2 separate regions of the Homo sapiens genome follow, and region 2 is linked to region 1. Evidence: read pairs that join two places in POLR2A ChIA-PET (ENCODE). Cell type or tissue: endothelial cell of umbilical vein. All regions are shown on one strand.

What was found. Peaks named below come from ENCODE experiments on the same cell type or tissue, not always from the same donor. Only the 100,000 strongest peaks of a DNase experiment are listed, where the experiment ranks them.
Region 2: POLR2A ChIA-PET joins it to region 1 with 5 read pairs; 4 of 35 experiments call an interaction of 5 or more read pairs at or near these places.

The regions. Positions count from the first base shown.
Region 1 is chr9:33,940,562-33,944,561 of GRCh38, reverse strand. It overlaps UBAP2 (ubiquitin associated protein 2), which reads left to right. Exons shown (of 29, transcript NM_001370062.2): 14 at 1-197; 15 at 973-1,142; 16 at 2,700-2,913. Among named protein-coding and RNA genes, the nearest start is that of SNORD121B, 8.2 kb to the right of the region's middle. In endothelial cell of umbilical vein, no CTCF peak of the experiment used is centred here; DNase peaks (open chromatin) are centred at 1,021 and 1,681; H3K27ac peaks cover 888 bases.
Region 2 is chr9:34,169,034-34,173,033 of GRCh38, reverse strand. No RefSeq gene overlaps it. Among named protein-coding and RNA genes, the nearest start is that of UBAP1, 8.0 kb to the left of the region's middle. RefSeq lists an enhancer at 3,323-3,965. In endothelial cell of umbilical vein, no CTCF peak of the experiment used is centred here; no DNase peak of the experiment used is centred here.

The sequences.
Region 1 (4,000 bases):
CTGTTCCTCCTCCTGGTTTGGAGTCCTTTCCTTCCCAGGCAAAACTTCGAGAATCAACACCTGGAGACAGTCCCTCCACTGTGAACAAGCTTTTGCAGCTTCCCAGCACGACCATTGAAAATATCTCTGTGTCTGTCCACCAGCCACAGCCCAAACACATCAAACTTGCTAAGCGGCGGATACCCCCAGCTTCTAAGGTGGGCATTTCATCATGAAGTCACCGTCCTAAAGCTGGAATTATTTTTACATTCAGCTCTAGTGGGATACTAAGTTTTGGAAACTGGGGTACAGTGTTTTTCAAGCACATAGCTTATTGATTGCATAATAAGGATATGGCCATTTCTGAGTGACCAGACTAGTATTAGAGGGAATGGGTTTGTGCTGAGAGCCACAGATCCTTATTTCAAGTACAGATTTGAAGATCTGGCTCAGAGAACTGTTGTTCTTGAGGGTTTTGCTGTATCCCATAGTTGGAGGATGCATGGTTCCTTGACCAGGTGATACTTTCATCATTGGTGAGTCCCCAAAAATAGAGTAGTCAGCTCAGTGTTCACTTCCCACCCACCATCACAACTCCCCCGCATTGCTCTTAGATGCAGGTGGTGATATTAATGCCAACCATTCCTGTTTAACTTTTAATTTCTCCTTTTTTTTTTTAAATGAGACAGGGTCTCGCCGTGTTGTCCAGGCTGGTCTTGAACTCCTGGGTGCAAATGATCCTCCTGTCTTGGCCTCCCAAAGTCCTGGGATTACAGGCATGAGCCACCATGCCCAGCCAACTTTTAATTTTTCTTAGCTTGTTTTTTTTCTTTCTCTTTTTAGAAAAGTCTTAGCCTATTTTCTCCTTGTTTCTCACTCCTTCTTCTTGCCAGTATTGCCTGGGAACCTAAATGCTTGTTTGGCTCTGTTATAGGCCTTTGTGACCTGGAATCTGTGACCTCTGTTCCTGACACGACAGCTTTGCTTTTTCAGATCCCAGCTTCTGCAGTGGAAATGCCTGGTTCAGCAGATGTCACAGGATTAAATGTGCAGTTTGGGGCTCTGGAATTTGGGTCAGAACCTTCTCTCTCTGAATTTGGATCAGCTCCAAGCAGTGAAAATAGTAATCAGATTCCCATCAGCTTGTATTCGAAGTCTTTAAGGTACTGAATTTAGTCCTTTGTTATGAAGCAAAATAGACCCTAAGAGAGATCAACTGGTGGAAAAGAATACATCCTGTGGTAATAGCTATCCTCAGTGTTTATCCAGACCTTCCATCATCTCCATAAGAAACCCCATACCTGTAGCAGACAGTCTCAGTTTCTTCATTGCCCTGCCCCTTAGCAACCAATAATCTGTCTCTGGATTTGCCTACCTGGACATTTCATATAACTGGAATCTTGGAATATGTGGCCTTTTATGTCTGATCTTTCACTTAGTGTAAGTTTTCGAGGTACACCCATGTTTAATGTATCATTTTTATTGCCAAATATTTCATTGTGTTGATAATACCACATTTTATTCATTCATTAGTTGGTGGACATTTGGGTTGTTTGCTCTTTTTGACTATAGTGAATGATGCTGCTATGGACATTTGGTTTCAAGTTTTGCATGCTTTCAGTTCTTTGGGATGTATATCCCAGGAGTAGAGTTGCTGAGTCATATGGTAACTTAACCATTCAGGAAACTCCCATACTGTTTCCACTGTGGCTGTAGCATTTGACATTCCTACCAGTAGTCTATGAGGGATCTAATTTCTCCACATGTTTGCAGCAGTCATTTTCCTTCAGTGGAATATTTTATAAATACAAAATCTCAGATTTTAGTTTTCTTTTCTTTTCTTTTTTTTTTTTTTGAGATAGGGTCTTGCTCTGTTGTCCAGGCTGGAGTGCAGCAGCATGCTTGGCTCGCTGCAACCTCTGCCTCCCAGGCTCAAATGATCCTCCTGCCTCAGACTCCTGAGTATCTGGGATTACAGGCGTGCACCACCATGCCCAGCTAATTTTTAAATATGTTTTGTAGAGACAGGGTTTCGTCATGTTGCCCAGACTGGCCTCAAACTCTGGAGCTCAATGAATCTGCCTGCATCAGCCTCCCAAAGTGCTGGGATTACAGGCATGAGCCACCGGCCTGGCTGACTTTGTTGTTGTTGTTGTTTTAGTTTTTTCACATTCCAGAGGCAAAACCTGATATTTGTTTAAGTTTCCTTTTTAAAGATGGTCTCAAACACCTGGATTCCTTAAAGAATCTTCTTATTTTTTTTCTTTTTTTCTAGACAGAGTCTTGCTCTGTCGCCAGGCTGGAGTGCAGTGGCGCGATCTTGGTTCACTGCAACCTCTGCCTCCCGAGTTCAAGTGATTCTCCTTTCTCAGCCTCCAGAGTGGCTGGGATTACAGGTGCCCACTGCCACGCCCTGCTAATTTTTGTATTTTTAGTAGAGACGGGGTTTCACCATGTTGGCAAGGATGGTCTCGATCTCCTGACCTCCGGATCCGCCCACCTCTGCCTCTCAAAGTGCTGGGATTACAGGCGTGAGCCACCGCACGCAGCCTAAGTATTCTTAAAGATGTCCCCCTATCTCTCAGTTAAATTAGGTGGGTCTCATTTGGGATAATAAATTGATGCAGTAGTTGCATCTCGTGAAGCTGTTTATGTTTTTTTTTTTTTATGAAGCTATTTAAAGTAACAAAATTATGTTGAATATTTTTGACTCTTTTCAGTGAGCCTTTGAATACATCTTTATCAATGACCAGTGCAGTACAGAACTCCACATATACAACTTCCGTCATTACCTCCTGCAGTCTGACAAGCTCATCACTGAATTCTGCTAGTCCAGTAGCAATGTCTTCCTCTTATGACCAGAGTTCTGTGCATAACAGGATCCCATACCAAAGCCCTGTGAGTTCATCAGAGTCAGCTCCAGGAACCATCATGGTAAGTGGTATTTTAGTTTTTTTCTCAGAAGATGTCCGTCTTATTTGGAAATTAATGTTTGGTTAAATTATGCTTCTTGGATATGATTTTATTTTACAAATTGACTAACCTTTTGAGTAGAATCCTTATAGTTCATTGAGTTTGTTTATAGTGGGCATCTCTAGCACCCATGCTCTTGAGTGTGTGGATAGATCTGCAGGTTCATACACTTTGTGGAGAAAACCAAGCATGCGTGTAGTATGAGCACTTTGGCTGTAGTACTGGGTACTTCTACATTGTCTGAAATATCTCTGAATATTTCATGTACTGCTTTCTCTCTGATTGCCCCATTTGCTTTGAATGTATTTGCTTCTTCATCACTGTTAGGTATTTTTGTGTTAAAATTATGTATTTTCTACCTAGTTTTTGTTAATAATACTGGACTATAGATAAAGGAACCAGATCTATTTTTGATATAGTTTTAAAGTTTTACCCTTCTAGATTCTTGCTAACTGCATATCTGATGGTCATTGCCAGTTGTATTGCTTTCTGTTAAGTTGAGATGTACCAATATCTCCTGAGAATCTTAGAAAGAAACTTAAAAAAGAACAAGTATACACATTTCATGTCACACTAGTAATACTTGAACATCATTCTGTCCCAGGAAATTAAAATAATATGGATGACACTACAGGCATACCTTGGAGATACTGCAGGTTGTTTTATACCACTGCAATAAAGAAAGTTGCGCTAATTTTTTGGTTTCCTAGTGCATATAAAAGTTACAATGTGGATATCTTAATTAAAGATACTTTATTGATAAGAAATGCTAAAAATTAATATGTGAGCATTCAGTGTGAGCAATTCTGTGGATTGTTTGTTTTTTGGGGGAGTACAGGTTCTTGCTTTGTCACCCAGGTTAGAGTCCAGTGGCGCGATCACAGCACACTGCAGCCTTGACCTCCCGGGCTCAGTGAGTCCTCCCACCCTAGCCTCCCAAAGAGCTGGGACTACAGACATGCATTGCCATGTCTGGCTGACTTTTGTATTTTGTTTAGAGACGGGGTATCACCATGTTGCCCAGTCTGATCTTGAACTGCTGGGTTCA
Region 2 (4,000 bases), 230 kb before region 1:
TAATCCCAGCATTTGGGAGGCTGAGGCAGGAGAATCGCTTGAACCCAGGAGGCAGAGGTTGCAGTGAGCCAAGATAGCACCACTGCACTCCAGCCTGGGCGACAGAGCAAGACTTTGTCTCAAAAAAATAAATAAATAAAGTGTATCCAATGGTGCATAGATGGATAAACTTTTTTTTTTTTTTTTTTAAAGAAACAGTCTCTCTATGGTGCACAGGCTGGTCTCAAGCTCCTGGTCTCAAGCAATCCTCCCACCTTGACCTCCCAAAGTGCTGGGATTAGGCATGAGCCACCGTGTCTAGCAAAATAAGCATTCTCATACACTGCTGACAACAGTATAAATTGGTAGAATCTTTTCGTGGAGCAATTTGGCAGTAACTATCGCAGTTACAGCAGTATATTGTGGAGTAAAAAGCAAGTTGCAGAATAATGCATATGGTATTTATTTTTGCAAAAAAAAAATGTGTAGAGATAATCTATATATGTGTGTATGTATATATATGTGTATATATGTGTGTATATATATGTGTGTGTGTATATGTGTATATATATGTGTGTGTATATATAAGCATGGATGAAAAACTGAAAGGACACACACTAAATTATTATTTGTGGCTGTGGAGGAAATAGGATTTGGCTGGAGTGGGGCGGGCAGCAGAACTTGGGACTAAAGAAGGAGGGGCGGCCAGGCGCAGTGGCTCACGCCTGTAATTCCAGCACTTTGGGAGGCTGACTTTGGGAGGCCGACTTTGGGAGGCCAAGGTGGGCAGATCACTTGAGGTCAGGAGTTCGAGACCAGCTTGGCCAAAACCCGTCTCTACCAAAAATACAAAAAAAAAAAAAATTAGCCAGGCCTGGTGGCGCGCACCTCTAATCCCAGCTACTCAGGAGGCTGAGACAGGAGAAAAGCTTGAACCCGGGAGATGAAAGTTGCAGTAAGCTGAGATCATGCTGCTGCACTCCAGCCTGGGCGACAGAGCGACACTCTGTCTCAAAAAAAAAAAAAAAAAAAAAAAGGAGAAGAAGAAGGGGAAGTGGAAACCACACAGAAGCGATGCAGCCACTGCTGGGAAATGCCCCATAGCCGGAAGAGGAAGAACTGCCCTGGCTTCTTCTTCCTCTCACCTCCAGTCTTCTTCCAGTGCCTCCCATTGGCTGAATATAGCTAGTATGTGGTTGTCAAAGAAGCTGGGAAATGTAGTTTTCAGAAGAAGAACAGAGAATGAGTCCGAGAACAAAGATGCAATGACCAGCCTCTAAAAAGTGATTTGCTAGGCTAGGTGCAGTGGCTCACGCCTGTAATCCCAGCACTTTGGGAGGCTGAGGTGGGAGGATCACGAGGTCAGGAGATCGAGACCATCCTGGCTAACACAGTGAAACCCCGTCTCTACTAAAAATACAAAAAATTAGCCAGGAGCGGTGGTGGGTGCCTGTAGTCCCAGCTACTTGGGAGGCTGAGGCAGGAGAATGGTGCCAACCCGGGAGGCAGAGCTTGCAGTGAGCCAAGATCATGCCACTTCATCCCAACCTGGGCGACAGCGAGACTCTGTCTCAAAAAAAAATAAAAAAATAAAAATAATTTGGTAGTTCAAAGACTTAATGAAAGGGGCCAGGTGTGGTGGCTCACACCTGTAATCCTAGCACTTTGGGAGGCCAAGATAGGTGGATCACCTGAGGTCAGGAGTTTGAGACCAGCCTGGCCAACATGGTGAAACCCCATCTCTACTAAAAATACAAAAAAATTAGCTGGGCGTGGTGGTGCATGCCTGTAGTCCCAGCTACTTGGGAGACTGAGGCAGGAGAATTGCTTGAACCCAAGAGACAGAGGTTGCAGTGGGCTGAGATCATGCCACTACACTCCAGCCTGGGCAACAGAGCGAGACTCAAAAAAAAAAAAAAAGAATAAGAGAGATGGAGAACCAGATACGAAAAGCAGGAGAAAATTTAGAGAAAAAAAAAAAAAAACACAGCAGGAAGCATAGCAAAAAGTTATCTTGTAAAATAGTAAAAGATAATTTTATTAAGCTTTTTAAAATGGGGTTAGTAGACTGTTGTGGCAGTGGGCCAGAAGACCTCTGTGCATAGTAATTCATTCAGCTAATTAATGTACTTAGGTCTACTATACACCAAGCTCTGTGCTGCAGTGGGAGCAAAGGTTAAACAAGACCAGGCTTCAGCCATCAAAACTCTCAGGAGGAAGACAAACTTGTAAGACACACAATTACAATAGAGTTAAATCATATCAGTGAGCTCAGGGACAAGGCCTGCCACTAGGCTAAACTGTACCTTTGTGCATGATAGGAAAAGGCACCCTCCCTAAGAGGTTGCAGTGCCAGGATATACAGCTTGGCAAGCTGAGTGCAGCTGGATTTCAGTCCTCCCTGGTCCCTGAGCCAGGCACTTTTGTACAGAGTATAAAGGACACATCCATACTTGGCTTTCTTGCTTGAGGAGGAAGAGACTGGCACCTATGGAAGGAGGGTAGAATCATCCTTTGAGGATGTGCATCTGTGCAGCAGGAAGCCCTAGGACACCAGTTTCCTAGCCCAGAACATCATGGGAAACTTCAGTGGCTTCAGTTGCTTCTGGAGCTGCTGTGACAAGGAGTTGGCAAAGGAAACTCCCAGAAATTTGGAAAGGCTCCTTTGGAAGGAAAAATTGACAGATGGTGTTTATAGTTTTGCTTTGGTTCTCCTATCGGAGTGAATCCCAGATGTTTTCTTCCATTTCCAAGATAGTGTTAGATTGAAAAGGCTCCTTTGCCCAAAAATAATGAAATGTCAGTATACACAGTTAAGTGTGGGCACATGGACAAGTGAATCCTGTGCCAGGTCAGCAAAGTGTGATTTGCTGCTGTGTGAATCCAAGGTTTGGAGTTACCATTCTAGATTTCTCTTTTTATTTGTATTTATTTTTTGAGATAGGGTCGTGTTCTGTCACCCAGGCTGGAGTGCAGTGGCATGATCACAGCTCACTGCAGCCTTAACCTCCTGCCCTTAAGCAATTCTCCTGCCTTAGCATCCCAAATAGCTGGAACTACAGACATGTGCTGCCACATCCAGCTAATTAAAAAATAATGATAATAATAATTCTGGCCAGGCGCAGTGGCTCACGCCTGTAATCCCAGCACTTTGGAAGGCCGAGTAGGGTGGATCACCTGATGTCAGGAGTTCGAGACCAGCCTGACCAACGTGGAGAAACCCTATCTCTACTAAAAATACAAAATTAGCTGGGCGTGGTGGCACATGCCTGTAATCCCAGCTACTGGGGAGGCCGAGGCAGGAGAATCGCCTGAACCCAGGAGGCAGAGGTTGCAGTGAGCCGAGATCACGCCATTGCACTCCAGCCTGGGCAACAAGAGCGAAACAAACAAAAAAAATTGTGAAGATGAAGTCTCATTATGTTGCCTTACTTGAGTTTTCTTAAAAACATTTTTTTACACAAAACACATGAATTCTTTCCCATTGTAAATGATTCAGACACTAGAAAGTGTATTTTAGATCCAGGTGCAGTGGCTCACACCTGTAATCCCAGCACCTTGGGAAGCCAAGGCAGGCAGATTACTTGACACAGGAGTTCGAGACCAGCCTGAGCAATATAGTAAGATTCCCGACTCTACAAAAATACAAAAAATTAGCCGGGCATGGTTACACATACCTGTAGTCCCAGCTACTCGGGAAGCTGAGGTGGGAGAATCGGTTGAGCCCAGGAGGTCGAGGCTGCAGTGAGCTGGGATCACACTACTGCACTTTAACCTGGGCAACAGAGTGACACTCTGTCTCAAAAAAAAAAAGGAAGAGAAAAAAAAAGAAAGTGTATTTTAGGGATGTTGTGGTGTGTGTGGTGTGCTCCTCAGATCTCTCCTCTTCTGAACTGCTGAAACCCTTACTCTCCCAGCTGCTGGGAATGTTAAGGGCTGTCAGCTGGCAGTTAAGCACCCCACACAACCCTGCCGTGCGCGGTAGCTCGCACCTGTAATCCCAGCACTTTGGGAGGCCGAG